Regions from separate parts of the Homo sapiens genome. Here region 2 is linked to region 1. A link is a loop called in an ENCODE intact Hi-C map of the cell type or tissue named here. Cell type or tissue: B cell. All regions are shown on one strand. Links, peaks and the distances in the headings refer to the core of each region. The heading gives the core; the rest is flanking DNA.

Evidence for each region. Peaks named below come from ENCODE experiments on the same cell type or tissue, not always from the same donor. Only the 100,000 strongest peaks of a DNase experiment are listed, where the experiment ranks them.
Region 2: a loop joins it to region 1, with 9 times the contacts of the local background. A loop is called at or near these places in 1 of 110 quality-filtered maps.

Annotation. Positions count from the first base shown.
Region 1 is chr21:41,363,373-41,370,356 of GRCh38, forward strand. All of the region lies in intron 1 of MX2 (MX dynamin like GTPase 2), which reads left to right. Among named protein-coding and RNA genes, the nearest start is that of MX2, 4.8 kb to the left of the region's middle. RefSeq lists silencers at 1,189-1,238, 5,503-5,552, enhancers at 4,163-4,262, 4,314-4,815, 4,983-5,032, 5,415-6,103, 5,813-5,872 and 3 more and a cis regulatory region at 6,737. In B cell, for the core only: no CTCF peak of the experiment used is centred there; DNase peaks (open chromatin) are centred at 4,669, 5,829, 6,209, 6,669 and 1 weaker place; H3K4me3 peaks cover 3,486 bases; H3K27ac peaks cover 3,877 bases.
Region 2 is chr21:41,228,612-41,241,435 of GRCh38, forward strand. It overlaps BACE2 (beta-secretase 2), which reads left to right. Exons shown (of 9, transcript NM_012105.5): 3 at 8,902-9,118. Among named protein-coding and RNA genes, the nearest start is that of PLAC4, 50 kb to the left of the region's middle. RefSeq lists a silencer at 11,535-11,679. In B cell, for the core only: no CTCF peak of the experiment used is centred there; DNase peaks (open chromatin) are centred at 3,610 and 5,560; H3K4me3 peaks cover 1,283 bases; H3K27ac peaks cover 1,714 bases.

The DNA.
Region 1 (6,984 bases), core at 2,985-6,984:
ATGCATTGGGATTACAGGTGTGAGTCCCTGCGTCTGGCCAGGATGTATGTGAGCTTTATTTAGGTTTAGCCCCTGCCCTAGAATGCAAGCTCCCCCAGAGATCTTTGTCTGCCTGACTCGATATGTATCTCAAGGACTTAGTGCTCAATATATATCTTTGAGTGGGTGAAAAACAAGCGGTCTTAAAAAGAAAGGAGGTGAGCCCGGGGAGATAAGGTCGCATTCAGTGCCAGTGCTTGGTCAGCCATGACCCTGCACCATGCGAGTGACATTGGGACTGGAGCAAAGGGACACAGCAGAGTGGCCCCTGGTGCCCAGGACCCGGCAGAGCTCTCGGACTGGTTGCAAGCCAGCAATAGTGGCTATGCCCGTGTGGGAGACGCAGCTTGCCTTAGACTTCAGCGGGAACCACCATGTCCGGCACAGCCATTTCCATCCTTCCCAGGGGTGCTTACGTGATCCTGGCAGTCTCAGTCAAACTTCCAAACTCAGCAGGGAATGTGTGTGCTTGTCCTCCAATCTCAACACCCTGGGATGCAGTGTCAGGTGCAGGTCAGAGACAGCAGTGGAGACCCGATTCCCAGCCCTGGGCTGGGGCCCCCACAAGGCCTCCAGCATCTCCCCATGGCCCAGTTTCCTCATCTGCAGGACAGGCTCTCTTGAGAATTTGGGGGGATGATAGACCCAAAAGCATTCTGGAGCCAGAGGCTTCTGCCTTCGTCGGGGGCATCAGGGAGTGTCAGTCATGAATTCACCATGACTTCTGACCACCTCTGCCTGGACTCCCTCACCTCAGTGCTGCCTAAGCTGGGTAACCACCAGCTTCCTGGGCCTTCACCCCGCAGGGCCTTCCTCTCCAGTGATGCGCCTGGAAAGAGGGATTTCTCTTTGCAAAGGTCTCTGGAATTGCCAAGTTATGGCTTTAAGCATATGTAGGGAAACTCCCTCCCCTTTGCACTTTTGGAGTTTTTTTCCAGCCCTCAATAGAAATCAATACAGTGACCAGGCTGCCCTTTTCACCACACTCTCAGGCTCCTGAGGACCCTGGTGGAAGATGGACTAAGCACATCCTGGGCATCGGGGACAGGCACCGGCTCCTCAAGCGTGGACAGGGACAGGGATGGGGCGGGGCAGCGCTGCAGGAGGTGGGGCCTGGGCTGATTTTCTTGCTGTACTACTTTCAGTCACTACGTACCTGTTATGGGTTGAACTAGGCTCCCTGTATTAGTCAGAGTTCTCTAGAGGGACAGAACTAATGGAATATAAAAAAATAAATATATACATATATATGGAAGTTTACTAAGTATGAATTTACAGGATCACAAGGTCCACAATAAGCAATCTGCAGCCTGAGGAGCAAGGGGAGCCAGTGTGAGTCCCAAAACCTGAAGAACTTGGAGTCCAATGTTCGAGGGCAGGAAGCATCCAGCACAGGAGAAAGCTGTAGGCTGGGAGGCTAAACCAGTCTCTCTTTTCACATTTTTCAGCCTGCTTTATATTCTAGCTTTGCTGACAGCTGATTAGATGGTGCCCACCTAGACTGAAGGTGGATCTGCCTTTCCAAGCCACTGACTCAAATGTTAATCTCCTTTGGCAACACCTCACAGACACACCCAGGATCAGTACTTTGCATCCTTCAACCCAATCAAGTTGACACTCAGTATTAACCATCACACCCCTCAAATGTATATGTTCAAATCCTAACCTCAGAACCTCTGAATGTGACCTTAGTTGGAAATAGGGTCTTTGCAGATGTAATTAAAGACGAGGTTGTTTTCCAGTAGGGTGGGCCCTAATCCAATATGACTGGTATCCTTATAAAACAGGAAAATTTGTTTGTTTGTTTGTTTGTTTGTTTGTTTAACTTCTATTTTAGGTTCAGGGGTCCATGTGCAGGTTTGTTACATGGGTAGATTGTGTCATGGGAGTTTAGTGCACACATTATTTCATCACTCGGGTAATAAGCGTAGTAGCCAATGGATAGCTTTTTGCTCCTCTCCTTCCTCCCACCCTCTACCCTTGAGTAGGCTCAGGTGTCTCTTGTTCTCTTCTTTGTGGCCATGTGTGTTTAATGTTTAGCTCCCACTAATAATTGAGAACATGTGGTATTTGGTTTTCTGTTACTAGATTAGTTTGCTTAGGATTATGGCCTCCAGTTCCATCCATGTTCCTGCAAAGGACATGATCTCATTCTTTTTGATGGTTGCATAGTATTCCATAGTGTATATGTACCACGCTTTTTTATCCAGTCTACCATTGATGGCCATTTAGGTTGATTCTATGTCTTTGCTATTGTAACGGTGCTGCCATGAACATTCGTCTGCATGTGTCTTTGCGGTAGAATGATTTCTATTCCTTTGGGTACATACGCTGTAATGGGATTGCTGGGTCGAATGGTAATCCTGTTTAAGTTCTTTGAGGAGTCACCAGACTGCTTTCCACATGGCTGAACTAATTCGCACTCCCACCAGCAGTGCAGAAGTGTTCCCCAAAAGGGGACATTTGGACACAGACACGCAGAAGCCCACTCCTGCCTCCTCACTCAGCCTGGATTTGTCTCAGTCGCCCTCGCTTGCCTCTCACACGTGTGCACCCTCACACTGCTTCAGCATCTGCCGGTCCTCCGGCCTTTGCTCTTAGAGCAGAGATTCTCAACCTTTCTCCATTTGGGCTTCCCTGAGTGGTTCCGTAGTTCATTTATGGTGCCCGCCACCCAAAATAAATTCCTGGCAGTTCTATTTACTAATTAGGTAGGTCCAAACAACTCAGTAATAGTAGGCTGGGTGGTGTCCAACAGCTGCCTTCGTGTATCACTGGGAAATCTTAAAGATCCCACAGTGGCCTGTGAGTTTGCTGAAATACCCCAGGTGCACAGTTTGGGGAACATAGTCTTATAGATTTGATGAATTCCCTTTTTGCACCTGTATATCACTCACGGGGCTGATCTATGACTGGTGTGCTAGTCCATTTGTGTCACGATAGAGGTAAACCTGAGACTGAGTAACTTACAAAGAAAAGAGGTTTAGCCGGGCACAGTGGCTCACGCCTGTAATCCCAACACTTTGGGAGGCCAAGTCGGGTGGATCACCTGAGGTCAGGAGTTGGAGACCAGCCTGACCAACATGGAGAAACCTCATCTCTACTAAAAATACAAGATTAGCTGGGCGTGGTGGTGCATGCTTGTAATCCCAGCTACTAGGGCAGGCAGAGGTCCTTCTCAGATGCTTTGGGTCCTGCCATTGAAAGGGAAGAAGAGAAGTCCCTTCCCTGGGAGAGCCTCAGTGATCCCTGCACAAGACCAGCCGTCTTCCTCCGCCCCATATTGTTCAGCCCTGGCACCCTGTGTTGTGCGTGGAGTCCCTTGTTTTCCTCTATCTTATCAGGAACCAGTTCTAGGTTCCTAACCTGGTCTGACCCCGGCACCCTGTCCTGTTACACAAGAAACCCGGATGCTGATATATATATGTCCCAACATTGCCCTTCCAGAGCCTCTCCAGCTGTGACTCACTGTTGACATGGCAACCCCCACCCCCTGGACTCCTCGCTCAACCCACAAAGACTATCTCTTGCGTACTCTGCTCTGAGGTGTTTTAAAAAGCGCCACCATAAACCTGTAACACAAGAATGAAACCCAGCAAGAATCAGGGGACAGGAACCAAGGAACATGACATCACGTGAGAACTAAGGGCCGCTCTGATTGACCATAGCATTTGGCTCTCAGCCTCCCACGGCCAAGGCTAAGGGAGGATAGGACAATTGTCTCTCTCACTCTTGAACAAGAGGGAGCTCCTGGATTCACCGGGAGAGTAAATTTGACTAGCTTGGACTTCTGCAAGGTAATTTGTTGTGACTGCATATTAAGGAGACTAATCTTAACATAATCTTAACATAATTTCTTTATATTAAGGAGATTAAATAAATCCATGGATATGTTCTTGAGTGAAATTTTTTTTTTTTTAAAGCAGAGACCTTTTCCACGGGATCACATTTTCTTTTGACACTCCTGGGAGGCAGGCAGGACCATGTTAAGTGGCTGTTTTTCAGTGAATGATTCTACGGGGAAACCTGAATAAGATGGTAATGTTATAGGAAAGTGTCTGATGCAGAACCCGGCAATGGCTAAAACTGGAAGATGCAAAGCAGCCTGCTAGTGTGGGAGCTGCAATAAACCAAATCCCTTTTTTTTCTCAGTCAGAAGGAGGGACTTTCCAAGCTTGATCCTCTAAGAAAAAAGGATCCCCTCCTATTTTCTTACCGATTTTCAATTCATCCAGAATGCATGCTTCTTAGTCTTCAGACTCCTGGCCTGGTCACCGCTTGAAAATATTTGGCAGCCCCCTGGTTTAACAGCAGCCTCGAAGTTGACAGCAACTCCAAATCCTGCGGCTCAGCAGTACAGAGCCAGCTGGCCTCACCTCTCCTCTGGGTCCACTGCATCTTATCAAGGCCTTGCTGTCCTTCCTTGGATCCGTCACCCCCGACCTGGCCCTCAGTAGCTCCCTCCTGGATTCTGACCTCACCCTGTTCCTCATCTTTGTCTTAACTCTTAACTTGGCTGTCTGCTGCACCCTGACAGCCACCTTGTCTTCTCTTTTCTCCTCTTCTCTCACCAGCTGTCTTCTTGGTTTTTCAGTTCCCCTCTCTCAAGACCTGCACTTTCTCTTCAAGTCAAGGTCCACAGCTCCCATGCTCTGCATTTATACTGGGCTGCGGAAGCTCCCACGTGGGGACCAAGCCCTGGAGAGGAACCCACAGTGCAGCGGCTCCTGAAAGCAGAGGCCTGCACCCCTAAGCCTCTTAAGCCCCCCACTTTCATTCCCTCCTGCCTCTGTGCATAGCCCAAGTCCCACCTGTCCATGTGTCACCCGGCTCTTCCGTGTCGTCTCCGTGAGCCTGCAGGGGCACCCAGCCAGCCGACAGGCTCCCGAGACAGTCCACTCACACAGACACACTGTAGCCATTTCTGAAGATTGTGCAGGGGAGACAGATGGTTCACCAGGCACACACCAGACAACCCGAAACCTACATTCCTTACTCAACAGGCCCGTGTCAGAAAATCCTCCCTAAACTGCAATGGGGAGGGGGACTGAGGGAATTCTCATCCCCTACATGTCACCCCACGGCTCACTCCTGCCTCCGACCTTCACACATGTTCACCCCTGCAACTTTTCACCCCTTTATTTTGCAGAGCAATCTGTGCCCAGCTCCTGTCCTCTCAAACTTAATCAGCTCATGATACGCTTAGCAAGACCTGCCCTTCATGAAAATGAGGGTGAGGGTGAGGGTGGCGACAGTTTTAAATATGTTTTAAAAGGAACATGAAATGAAGAATATTGGGCTTCACAAAAGGAACCCTCCTTTCCCTTGTTCTTTCTTCCCATGGAGAGGAAGAAGTTGAGGCTGAGTTATCACCTCCCATCAGCACTCGGTTTTGTTCCTGGACCCCTGACTTCGTCACCAAGGGCAGCTGGCTCCAGCTCTCAGCCTTTGAAGGATATTGTGGCTAGGGGTTCAGAGTCCCAGGCTCCCTCCCAGACAGATGGGTGGAGTGAGGCCACCTGAGATCTCACTTGCTAGGGTGGGTGCCACCAGGCCCACCGAGCTGCTGGGTCCTGGCCAAGCCCTCCTGTACCCCCTGAGAAAGTCTCCGTAGGGCTAGGAGCTGTTTGTGCCAACTTTAGATGGACTCATCTCTCAGTGATCCCATAAAATTGCTGCCTAGCCCTTCTGGTTTCAAGGATTTCACATCAGAAAACGTTTTACGAACCCAGGGCTAGTTCTGAAAACAGGAAGTGCTTTCAGCCCCCATGGGAGGAGGGGGGTGCAGGAGGCCTGTGGACCTGGACCTCTGGGAGCCAGGCTGGAGAACAGGAGCTGAAGGCTGAGCGGCGGCGGGGCCATTCACACAACCATGGTCTTTCCTCCCAGTGAGGAGGGACCCCAGGTGGGGCTGCTGAGCTCAGGAGCCGCTGGCTCTGCTGGAAGATCCGCCCCTCTGAGGCTGCGCGGGGAGGATGCAAGACTGGGCAAGAGCTCATTAGGAAACGCTGAGACAGAGGGTCCTAGTGAAGATTCCACTGCAGAGAGGGCAGTCCAGGTCATCACAGGGTGACATCTGGGGATGAGGCTGGCCGGGGCACGGGGCAGGTTTTTGAGCCCGGCAGTGTAAGCAGTCTCTGTCCCAAGGGAGGAAAGCCGCTGAGAGCTGCTGGGCCAGCAGGTGGGAGTGCTGGGCTGGCCTCAGGGTTTCTGGAAGGGGTATTCCCGAGAAGTGAGGTGCTGCTCTGGGACTCTGGTGCCCCTGGGGCCTTCCTGCAGGGCGCTCTCAGCAGCCACCTTCGGTAGAAGCCAGGGCCACCCTGCATGGGGGATGATGCCGCATCCAGCACAGAGCCTTGCGATCAGTCACTCTCCTCCCTCCACAATAGCGGGGACCTCCCTGCCCGCCGCACCCCTGCCCCCCGCCCCCGCCCCCGCTCCCGCCCCGCCGTGGCTGTGCAGCAAGCAGGGGACAGTCCCATCAGCAAAGTCGGGGAACTTCCAGGAAGCCCGCGTCCCCCTCAGCCTGCCTTTAGCCAGAAAAGATTCCAAGCTCTGCTCTCTACTTTGGAAAGCCAGTGTTTGCATGTGGAGATTGTTTTGCTAGACTCGACGAGGGTAGCAAAGCAACAGGAAGTGTTCCCCAGAGCTCCGCCCACGACTTGCGTGGCCCAAAGCTGGATGGTCGTCCGTCCCACCATGGCGGGTGGGTAAAGGTTCTTTTCCTGGGCTGTGTCATTCCACCCAGAGCAAGGGATAAGCCTGTGATAGCCGTAAATCCGGAACCACTACCAAGGTGAAAGACCTTCAAGTTAATTGTTGGAACCTGCGGCTCTAACACTTCCAGCAAAGCTACTTCTGTGAAAGCTGTGACGAGCAGAGGAAATGGGACAGGAGAGGAGCTGAATCCTGAGATTGTATCGCTAGGAGCCCCCAAAGTACGAT
Region 2 (12,824 bases), core at 3,572-7,571, 130 kb before region 1:
CCTCCCTGGAGCTAACAGAGTGAGATCTCAGTCATTATTATGGGCAAGGCACAAAGCCATTCTTGAGAGATCCGACCTCACTACGCAAACACTTTCCACCAGGCCCCACTTCCTACACTGGGGATCAAATTTCAACATGAGAATTGGAGGGGACAGATATCCAAACTCTATCAGTTGCTGATGTGATTTTCCAGAATGGACAAGAATCTTAGGAAAGTTCCAAGAAAAACAGAAAGAGAATCAGCTTCCCTGGATTTCCATAGTAGCGAATATGCAATGTATACTAAACCTGTGTAGAAAAGATGGTATGCATATGTGAATGGGAGGTGCATTCTGTGCTCATATGATCCAGCAGATTTCACCCATGTTGATGCCCAGAGCGACTTTGGAAAGTGGTGTGGGATGGGAACAATACTTCATTTTGCATGACTGCCCTTCACATTCCAGGATAACCAGCATGCTTATCAAACACACCCCCAAAGTTTCCAAAACTTCCCCTAGGGGACAGGACCTTCCCCATTGAGAACCGCTTATCTGAATAGTCCCTGATAGTCCCAGCCCTGTGTTGTTTCCACTGCTGGGCTCTAGTCTGTACGACACGTTTTCCACGTTTCCCCCTCACTGGGGCTCAGCACACAGGGGCAGAACCAACACACGTGGAGCTTGCATTTCCTCGTTTAGCAATTCTTTCCCACTTAGAATAGGTTTTTCTCTCATCATCTGTAGATGCAAGATACAACAGAAAGAAGCAGTAAAGCACAGTAAAGTCAAGGTTAGGGTGATGTGGATGGTGACTTTCCAGATTTAAAGGGAACCATGCAAGTCAAGCCCTGTGGATGGCTACTTTTTTCATGGCAGATAAATAGCAGTTCTGTGGCAGCCGCTCATCGCCAGAGTCCATCAAGGTCAAAGTATGCTTCTCAATCCACACATCCTTTCGCTATGCAGAGGCAATTGTTGAAACCTTCAAGGGTAAATAATACTCTGCATTATCAAGACTATGTGCAATATTTCATCAACCGTAGACAACCCACCGCATCTTTCTCAGCTCCCTTCAACTGTGTTCAGTGTTTGGTTGAGCTGTGGTTCTCTTTCAGGCTACCGTGGGACACATCTCTCTTACTTACCTGCTAGCCCTGTTTTGCATTCAAGTGGCAGATGGTTCCTGTTTTCCATCCTTTGGGCTTCTCTAGTCCATATGCATTTGATGAATATGAAAACTGGGATCATCCAGAACTCATTTGATGACTAAGCCTTCCCTCCTGCTAATCTCACAAGATAATTCAGGATTTCTTGCCACCATTCTGACCACTCAAGGTTCTGATCTGTTTCTTCTTTTGTGGGTAAATAAAAAGAGAAAGAACACACCAGTGTCTGGGGAAAGCCCCTCAATGGTTGGTTTCACCCCATTGCCACTTCCACCATTCAAATTCAGTGTACCTTCCTTATTTGCGAGTACTGCAGAGACTGACTTATTACATATAACACATCACGCACCTTTTGGGTGTCTACCCTGGTACCGCCTTTCTTTTCAAGAGACCATTCTTCAACAGAACTGTAAGGTTTCTTCTTGGCTGAATCAGATGTGACGCATCCCACTTCTGCGTTTGAGGCGAGTTCTATTCCTTCAGCTGCATCCCTGCTACCATGCTTGCTTTGCAGATTAAATTCTTAGATTGATATTAACTTGTTTCCTTTTATCTGCTTTTTACATGCTTTATTATGGTTGATATGCTTTATGATTGAAAGATATGAATATTTTCTTTCAATGTCAATTATGTATAATTAATTTGTCTAATGCTTTCGTGTAACTTTAGAGCTGGCCTAAGTTATACTTTCAACCATTGTATTTGATGGGAGCCAAGAGACTGTCCTTTTGCCTTCTCAATTTTTGACAAAGGTTTCTTTTCTGAGCTGCAGCTCTCTGCCCTGTGATGTGTCTGTATTTGCTTGTGCTTCTGATCTCTCTTAGTTATAATAAGGTTCTGGTTGGGTTTGTCCGCCTCTGATTCACGTCCTCAGTCTTTGGATATTCAGGTCTAATGCTTCCTGAAACATGTTACAGTAATTGGAGATTTGGCGTGGGGTTCTTTGACAAGATCTCTTTGATTTATGGAATGAGATGTCAGGCTACCATTAGTCATTTGTGAGCTCGTCTTTATCAGAATCCATCTTTTCATGGTGGTGAATGTTCCAATGAGTTACTATAGAGCAAAAAAAGAAAAAAAGAAAAGAAAAGATCATGTATTTTTTAAATGTACATCTTTTTTAGCCAATAAAATCTCACCTCCAGCTAGTTGGCTTGAAGAGAGATCCAGTATACTCATCCCTTGACCCTCCACGAATCTATTCAGGAGATTAAGTATATTTCCATTAAAATGTCTCCTTACTTCTGTACTATATCCGGGTTGAAGCTCACAGAGCAAGAGACCAATTTATTTTCCTCAACTAATGTTTGTAAGGGACTTCTTTAAGGAGGCTAAACTGGATACAGATCAAATGGCTTTCCATTCAATGAGGACAGATATTTTTACCTGATTATTGAGATCATTTCTCAAGCATGTCCATCATTTGCCTAGTAGAAGGGGACTTGCTGTTTTGGAGCCTGTGAGCATTTAACGTTATTGAGGATGTTGATGAACCGCCAGGCTGGGCAGGCTGAGCTGACCCTGAACCTCAGGGGGTCTCATGCATTCAGGTCTGGTGACTTCGAGAATCACAGAAGATTAAGAGGGGCATCCGGTCACCTGGGCCAGGACAGTAAGCCCACGGGTAGATTTCAGACCCTGAGAGCCCCAGGGAAGTCCTGAGCAGAATTCTTTAGGAGACTCAGCATTCCCTGGGTCGAATGGCTTAGGAGAACCAGAGCTGACCCAAGGATTGAACTCTAGAATTCTGCACATCCACCTTCTCTTTTCGTGTTCTCTGCAACCAACAGCAGGTTTCTTTTGAAATAATAAAACGTTCTGTAGCTCTTTTCCCCTCAGTTCAATTGATTTCACTTTTTAATCCTGCATTCCCTGAGCACTCTTATCAGAGGCAGAACATCTTCTGAATTTGGTTCAAAGTGTTTTTATTACTGTGAGCAGGCTTTTTCCTGGCCACCCACATCCCTGATTGATTGCTGTTTCTGAGCACCCAGAATGGACATTGCCAAGGAGAAGCCCATCCAGGTTTCTTGCTCCATGTATTTAATTATTGTGCAGAGCAATTGAGAGCCAAAGCATTTTAGTCGCAAGAGGTGGGACGTTAGAAAATGAAGATGAAGGCATGTTTTTCATTTAAAGTGCTGGAAACTCTACGCTAATAATAACCCCTAGAGTCACTTATGAATGATTCTTCTCTGGGGTTTTACTCAGAGGTTTAGTTCAAGGAACCCAGAGAATATGAATATGAACTGAGAATTACCTTTTTTTTTTTTTTTTTAACATTATCTAGGACTGTGCTTTCTACAAGGCTAGCCACAAGTCACATGTGGCTATTTAAATTTAAATGAATGTTAAATAGAAGTTCGGTCTTTCAGTTGCACTATAATCGCATTTCAAGTGTTCATTAGTCACAAGCGGCCAGCGTATTGGGCAGGATATTTCTGTCGTCACAGGAGGTTCTGTTGGACAGCGCTGGTGCAGGGCAGAGAGGAACTCTGCCGTTTAGACACCGGTTGCACAAGAGCTTGAAGCGTCACCACCTCGCCTTGACCTCCTTAGCTGAGACACCCCACACACACTTGCTCCTTTCATGGGGTGGTTGGACTTTAGAATGAGACAGCTTTAGATTCAGTAAGAGTAGCTCTATAGGAGCATTTTCCAGAAAACAAACAAACAAACAAAAACATCCTGATGATATGCTTTGGGTGCAAATCTCATGTTGAAATGTGATTCCCAGTGTTGGACCTGGGGCCTCAGTGGAGGCATTTGGGTCATGGGGACAGATCCCTCATGAATGGCTTGTTGCTCTCATCAAGGTGATGAGTGAGTTCTTGCTCCGTTAGTTCACATGAGAGCTGGTTGTTTAAAGGAGCCAGGCACCTCCTCCTCTCTCTCTTGCCCCAGCTCTCACCATGTAATGTACTGTGTCCCCCTTCGCCCTCCACCTTGAGTGGAAGCTTCCTGAGGCCTCACCAGAAGCAGATGCCAGCAACATGCTTCATGCACAGCCTACAGAACCATGAGCCAAAATCATACCTCTTTTCCTTATGAATTATTCACCCTTGGGTATTCCTTTATAGCAATGCAAACATGGCCTAACAGACTTGAATTTTTTTTTTTTTTTTTTGAGACAGAGTCTCGCTCTGTTGCCCAGGCTGGAGTGCAGTGGCACGATATCGGCTCACTGCAAGCTCCACCTCCCGGGTTCATGCCATTCTCCTGCCTCAGCCTCCCGAGTAGCTGGGACTACAGGCGCCCGCCACCACACTTGGCTAATTTTTTGTATTTTCAGTAGAGACGGGGTTTCACCGTGTTAGCCAGGATAGTCTCGATCTCCTGACCTCATGATCCACCTGCCTCGCCTCCCAAAGTGCTGGGATTACCAGACTTGAATTTTCTAATAATAACTCATAGCCTGAAAAAAGGCAGCAAATGATTAATTATAATAATAGCAGCTATTTTGTGGCATATCTCCTGTGTTCCAAGCTTTTGTTCTACATGCTTTACAATATTAACTCTTTTAATCTGCATAATTAACTTCACGAGGGATGGTATTATATTATCACCATTTTTTAGTTGAGGAAACCGAGGCATAGAGAAATAAATAACTTGGCCCTGGGTCACACAGCTAATAAGGGATTGAACTCATATTTGAACCCAGGCAGTATAACTCCAGCTGCCTCTGCTGTCTCTGGAAATGACACCAAAATATCCAGAGTGCTCCCTCTGTAAGGAGACCAGCAACCTGAGCAGGAAACTAGAGAAGACATGCTAAATAGATATGCAGGCTGGTTCAGGTTCTTACTAACACTACAAATTCTACAGAGTTTTCTATAGCCTGGACAGAGTGAAACTAAACTTTTCAAAAGGAAGTCATAGCATTTTAGACTGTTTAGGAAAGATACAATTACTCTACCAGGGCTGGGCAAGGTGGCTCACGCCTGTAATCCCAGCACTTTGGGAGGCTGAAGCAGGTGGATCACCTGAGTTCAGGAGTTTGAGACCAGCCTGACCAACATAGTGAAACCCCATCTCTACTAAAAATACAAAAATTAGCTGGGCATGGTGGCATGCGCCTGTAATCCCAGCTATTAGGGAGGCTGAGGCAGCAGAATCGCTTGAACCCAGGAGGCGGAGGTTGCAGTGAGCTGAGATGGCAGCATTGCACTCCAGCCTTGGTGACATAGCGAGACTCCATCTCAGCAACAACAAACGATTACTCTACCAGACCAGGTAGTATGGTTTGGCTGTGACCCCACTCAAATCTCATCTTGAATTGTAGCTCCCATAATTACCATGTATTGTGGGAGGGACCCAGTGGGAGATAATTGAATCAAGGGGGCGGTTTTTCCCCATACACTGTCTTCGTGGCAGTGAATAAGTTTTACGAGATCTGATGGTTTTATAAGGGGAAATCCCTTTCACTGGCTTTCATTTCTCTCTTCCCTTCCCCATGTAAGACATGCCTTTCACCTTCCACCATGATTGTGAGGCCTCCCCAGCCACGTAGAATTGTGAGCCCATTAAACTTCTTTCTCTTTATAAATTACCCAGTCTTAGGTATGCCTTTATCACAGTGTAAAAACAGACTAATACACCAGGAGTTGGCAAACTCTAGCCCATGAGCCAAATCTGACCTGCTGCCTGTTTTAGTAAATAAAGTTCTATCAGAACACAGCCATGCAGCTATGCAAGTTTACTTACACATTGTCTGTGGCTGCTTCCACATTACGTTTGAGAGCTGAGTAGTTATCACAGAGATCCCATGGCCTACAAACCTAAAACGTCTATTATTTGTTTCTTTATGGAAAGAAATTGCCAACCTCTGTTCTAGATCCTATTCTCCAAGCATTTCAAGATAATTAGTCTTTGTATATTTCTGAACTTGAGGAATGAACCCAAATTGTCAAAATGGACTGAATAATTCAGTATTTTTATTGCTATTCAACATAAGCGTGTTCATCTCCTCCCATGTGGCAGGCACATCTGAATTTATATTGGCACTAACACTTGGCATTCCGCCAATCTTCAAATACCCCATTTCAAAGACCTGACTGCATGTTACCTGGGTAATTTCTGGTGGATCCCTTAGTGCTCTAAGGACCCTCTGTGGTCACTTTTCTGTTTTTGTACCTGCCCATTGTCGGGAGATCTGCGCACAGAAAACATTCACTGAATGCCTCTCTTACTTTATGATCACGGTGGAGTGAACCAAGATAGTAGGCAAATATTAAAAGCCAACCATCTTTATATTCTGTACCCCATTATGAAGTTAGAATCAGCTGTTTCCCCCAAATCCGTTTGCCAGACCTTCGTAAAATAACATATTTCTCCTGATTATAAAAATAATGCATGCAAACATGGAGGGACCTAACCACAAGAATAGGAGTCCTCCCACCTCCAATCCTGCCACCCCAGCTGGCCACTGTTAATATTTGAGTGTAATAAATAGTTTTGAAGGAGAGTCTGTCTCATTGACGTATTTTTCTTTTAACTTTTTCTCTGCATCATTTAAAATTTCTTAGAAAAAGAAACATTTTTCCCTTGGCACATAATAGCGCATCATATGGATATGCTGTAATTTACTGAACTGTTTCCTTGTTACTGAGCATTTGGATGGTTTCCAGCTGTTTGCTGTTATACATAAAACATCACGACCATCCTGGCACATGAACCTCTGTCTGCTTCCTGGTGTCTCCTTAGGGTCAGATTCTCAGAAGTGCAGTTACTGAATTAAAGATAGTTAACATTTTTGATGCTTATGAGATATACCAAGAATGAGTTAATGAATAAAAGGCCAGATAGGGTGGCTCATGCCTGTAATCCCAGCATTTTGGGAGGCTAAGGTAGGAGGATTACTTGAGCCCAGGAGTTTGAGACTAGCTCGGGCAATATAATGAGACCCTGTCTCGGCAAAAAAAGAAAGAAAAATATTAGTTGGGCTTGATGGTGTGCACCTGTAGTCCCAGTTACTCAGTAGGCAGAGGTGGGAGGATCTCCTGAGCCCAGGAGTTCAAGCTACTGTGAGCCATGATTGCGCTATGGCACTCCAGCCTGGATGACAGAGCAAGACCTTTTCTTTAAAAGAAATAATAAATGAATGAATGAATGAATGAATGAACAAATGATCATGTCATCTCCAAACTTCTTTACTGACCTTAAGCAAGACTGCACTAGTTCATGTAATCCCACAACAAAGACTTATTAACACGTGTTAATGTTCACAGACTGATTATTAAAACAGAGTGAAATCAAGCCTGCAGGTGAGCAGGATCGCTTTAGTATGATCTACTGGGTGATTTGATATTTAGCTTAGAATTGTGATTATTTTCTTAGGAGGAGCATGGTTTGAGTTCATAGACATTTGCCTAGAGATGTTTCTTAGGTTCCTTCCTATATTCCAGCAGTTTTCAAACTCAAATGGGCATAGGAATGACCTTATAGGGTGGGACTCCCCAGGGCCATGACACCTGCTGTCCTCTCTCCACAGTGCTCTACCCCTAGAGAGCCCCAGGTCTCACTGTCTTCATTCAGGTCTCATGCAAACATGGTTGGATCCAAGAGTTCTCTCCAACCACTGGGTCACTTGAGGTCCCCTTGCCTGCTTTGTTCCCTGGGTGGCTCTCGTCCCGTAACCACCATTCCCGCATTCATTATCTCTCCTCACTGCAGCATAAACTGAGGGGGCAGGACTTTCGTCTGATCTTGTGAATGTCGTTCTGCGTCAGTAGCTCTTACCTCCAGGGCCACGTGAGTGTCAGGCTCTCGGTCATGTCACAGTGATTCATGTTCTGGCATGCCATTAGCGTCACTGCCCATATTTTGGTGAGAGTATAATCACCTTTGGGGCATTGGGGGAGAACCTTGAGAAGGACCTGTGACATGAAGGACCTGGGCTTCAGCAGGTAGGGCTTGGTCATTATTTGTCACATGAGTTGTATGTGTGAACCTGAACTCCAGCTGCTGCGGGCACAGGCTGGTGGAGCCTCCCTCTGGGATGCCGGCACCTACCCGTGTCACACAGCAGCAGCACAGCAGCCCTGCAAAGCCGGAGGGCCAGGCAGGTGCCAGATTGGGTTGTGTCCTTCAAAGGGTCGTGTCCTACGGTGGCCAAACAAAGCACCTGACTTATAGGGTTTAACTTGGGTATAGTGAAAAATTAAACTCCAGCCACATGTTTACACCAGTGCGTCCCTTCCACATGACATGGAAAACACTGTTACCAAAACATTAGCGATTATGTTTTTGGGGGAAGCTGTCACTTTGTTAACATTGATGCTGTTCATGATAAAGAATGGCTTACAGGCTTACAGTAGACTTTCTGTGTTTAGGATAGCTGCCTTGGACACGGCAACCTTATCTTCATGGTTCGGGAACATGGATACATAAGAGAATGCAAGGGGCTTAGCCGGGCGCAGTGGCTCACGCCTGTAATCCTAGCACTTTGGGAGGCCGAGGCAGGCAGATCACAAGGTCAAGAGATCGAGACCATCCTGGCCAACATGGTGAAACCCCGTCTCTACTAAAATTACAAAAATTAGCTGGGCGTGGTGATGTGTGCCTGTATTCCCAGCTACTCAGGAGGCTGAGGCAGGAGAATCGCTTGAACCCGGGAGGCGGAGGTTGCAGTGAGCCAAGATCCCGCCACTGCACTCCAGCCTGGGTGACAGAGCAAGACTCCGTCTCAAAAATAAATAAATAAAAATAAAATAAAATAAAATGAATACAATATGCTTTTCTTTTCTTTCTCCAGGTCTAGCACATACCGCTCCAAGGGCTTTGACGTCACAGTGAAGTACACACAAGGAAGCTGGACGGGCTTCGTTGGGGAAGACCTCGTCACCATCCCCAAAGGCTTCAATACTTCTTTTCTTGTCAACATTGCCACTATTTTTGAATCAGAGAATTTCTTTTTGCCTGGGATTAAATGGAATGGAATACTTGGCCTAGCTTATGCCACACTTGCCAAGGTAAGGCTAATCCATGGATTTAAGGAAATCAAATAACAGGATGAGATTCTGAAAATCAGTCATTAAAGGGCTGACACATGAGTCTTGGGCTGTTCTTGGAGACAGTGAGAACCACGTGGTGGAAACAGACCAGCATTCACACAATTATATTTCCAAGCATTTTTTAAATTGAAGGTAAACAGCATGATTCTTGGAACCTTCCTGTAAGACAGGCAATAGCATTAACTTTTTGTTTTATTTTCGTTTTATAGTTTAAAATGTTAACAGAATTTGAATCATGTAGATTGTGGTGTGTGTTTAGGAGTTTTTACTAAGGTGGGATTAAAAGAAAACACATTTATTAAATTCATACGTTTGCGTGAAGATGGAGCCTGCAGACGGCCCTGGAATGCAGGCAGGGGGTGGTGCCCTCCGCCAGGCTGGGACGTGGCCTGTTTTCCTGGCTCTGCAGGGGACACCTCCGAGGAGACACCCAGCATGGGAATATGGGCAGCCTGAAGGCATGCCCTGGGGAGAGCCAGCCCTTCCCAGTGGTGGTGAGCCCCAGAGGAATTGTGGAACCCTGCTCTTGCCATCACCAGAGCCTCCCCACATGGGGAAAGACAGAATTGGATGTTCACCAAATATTTGTACTTGGGGCCTACCCAAAGGAAATATGTCTGTATGCAGGAGGAGGGAGGCAGGCAGGGGAATTTCCACCTGGAGGCATTGCCAAAGGCAGGCGGGAGTAGACGCTAGGGGTGTGTGCAGGGCTCCTGGAGTCCACATGGGTTTGTATGTTTATTGCGGCATTATTCACAATAGCAAAGACTTGGAACCAACCCAAATGTCCAACAATGATAGACTGGATTAAGAAAATGTGGCACCTATACACCATGGAATACTATGCAGCCATAAAAAATGATGAGTTCATGTCCTTTGTAGGGACATGGATGAAATTGGAAATCATCATTCTCAGTAAACTATCACAAGAACAACAAACCAAACACCGCATATTCTCACTCATAGGTGGGAATTGAACAATGAGATCACATGGACACAGGAAGGGGAATATCACACTCTGGGGACTGTGGTGGGGTGGGGGGAGGGGGGAGGGATAGCCTTGGGAGATATACCTAATGCTAGATGACGAGTTAGTGGGCGCAGCGCACCAGCATGGCACATGTATACATATGTAACTAACCTGCACAATGTGCACATGTACCCTAAAACTTAAAGTATAATTAAAAAAAAAAAAAAAAAAAAAAAAAGAACTGCAGAAGGAGACCAGCTCTCCTGGCCCTGTACCTGGGTACCACGCCCTGGCCTCACCTTGCTCAGCGTTAGGCTTGGAACCAGAGCTATGTGTGGAAGGGAACAGAAGTGATTGCTGGAGCAATAGGCCCCCACTGTCCCATGAGGATAATCTTCCCATCGTGGAAGAACATTTGTTCCAGCTCAAGTTTATGAGCAGATGGGGGTGGGGTGGGGAGGGCAAGAGGAAGTTTACAGCCCTTGGCCCCTCCAAGGAGACAGAATCACAATTACTGAGAGCCTATTAGGCCCTAGGCTGAGAAGATACAAGATAAGATGTGGGTCACTCAGTGCTCAGGACTCCCCTGTGAGGCATACTTTGTAAGGTCATATTCTCCCCATTTTCTTTTTCTTTTTACTTTTTTATTTTTTTGAGAGAGAGTCTCACTCTATTTCCCAGGCTGGAGTGCAGCAGTGTAATCTCAGCTCACTGCAACCTCTAGCTCCCGGGTTCAAGTGATTCTCGCACCTCAGCCTCCCAAGTAGCTGGGACCACAGGCACATGCCACAACGCCTGGCTAAGTTTTGTAGTTTTGGTAGAGATGAGGTTTCACTATGTTGGCCAGGCTGGTCTCAAACTCCTGAGCTCAAGTGATCCATTCACATCAGCCTCTCAAAGTGTTGGGATTGTGGCATGAGCCACCGTGCCTGGCCTTATTCCCCCCATTTTCAAGATGTGGGGATTGAGGATCAGTGAGCTGTTGCCCCTTTGAAATCAGGCATGGAGCTTCTCACTGTCTGCAGAGCCAGGGCTGGCTCATGAACCTTTTGTCCTCTGTATCATAGATAATTGCAGACGCATGAAAACTTCCGTTCCTAAATACATTTTCAAAATGCTTTATCTGTATGTGACTGGAAATGAAAGATGTATATGACTGGTTTTATGCAAATTGTTCCGAAGATGATAGAGTAAACCTAAATTGCCTGGAATTAATAATATGTAAAGATTCTGTGAGAACAGACCCCTTCGGGGTTTGCTCAGACCTCCTGACTCTCCGTGCGACATTTTATCTTTTCATTTATGAAATTCCAAGATTACTGACAATTGGCTTCCCATTTCCAGGGTTTGAGGAGACAGCAGTAGGACTCATAGGAAGCAGAATGTGGCTGGGAACAGGGCCTGCAGGGTGAGCTGGGCAGACTGCCCACAGGGGTCTCTGAGACAGGTGGGCTGAGCGCTCTGCAGTGGTCAGGTTGTGTGGTGGCCCCTGGTCCATTCCAGGGGCTTCCTGTCAAGGCTGTGTCAGGAACACCTACTGGGCTTCTAACACTATAGCTGCCTGGGCCCCACTGCTGCTGAATCAGGTTCTCTCAGGGTTGGTTGTGGGCACCTGGATGCTTTTAATCCCTAGAGGGATCCCGAGGCACAGCCCTAGTGAAGGACTTGACAGAATGATTGCAGCTCCTTCGCTGTGTGCGTGTGCCAGGTACTGCTCCAAGTGCTTTACAGGTATTGGCCCATTTAAGCCCCAGAGCGGCTCCAGGCAGCTGCCCTTATCCCTGTTTCACAGGGAAGGAAGCAAAGGAACAAGTCACTCGGCTGGCAAGTGGCAGAGCCTGTCTCCCATCGTGTTTGCTTTGCTTTACCGCCTCTCAAGAAGGTGGGTAGAACACCAGCTGGGGGCACCCCCAGGCCCACCCTATAATCCCAAGAGGTGATTTTGTCTCACTGGTTGACCCAAACGCCCACAAGTGTTCTGACAGAGATTGCATATGGAAATCGTGCTAGATTCTGCCTCGGAATTCTGCAGAAGCTGAGATGAAACAAGTAGGAGGTCAAACACAAATGGACTACACCAATGGGAAGATCTGTATCTATTCCATGGTGGAGTTCCCCTCTCACTCCCTCTGGAATCACAGTTTTAGTTCTCACGGATAGTAAATAATCATTCCTGTGAATGACCATGGGCACCCAGGGGATGCCTATAGCGTCTGTGCTACTATAGTTAATTACATTTTCATCAAAAACTAACAACTCATGGTCACCAACTCCAGTGTCTCCCAGTTGTCAAAGCCAAAATCTAAACTCAGGTCTATCACTGACTTCCTACATGACCACCGGCACCCCTGGCACACCGGCACCTCACAGCTGTTTACGGACCTTCCCGCTTCCCTTTGAGTCTCTCTGGAGAAATGAGGGCATCCTCTGTATGTCTTGCTGGATGTGAGGGAGACACAGAGCACACGAGGGCTTCTGAAATCTGGCCTTGGGGGAATAAGAAGCCTTTTATGCTTCTGGAGTATAGATTTGTGCCTTTCCTGCTTCTTTCCTGCCAGAGTTCATCTGGCAGAGCTAAGCCTCACCCCAGGCTCTGGGGTCCGGGGGATACTGTCCTCCCAGGTCAGCCACCTCTCATTTGCATGGTGGACAGCTGCGGCTGACAGGCAAACAAAGATGTCTGCGGCCATGGCA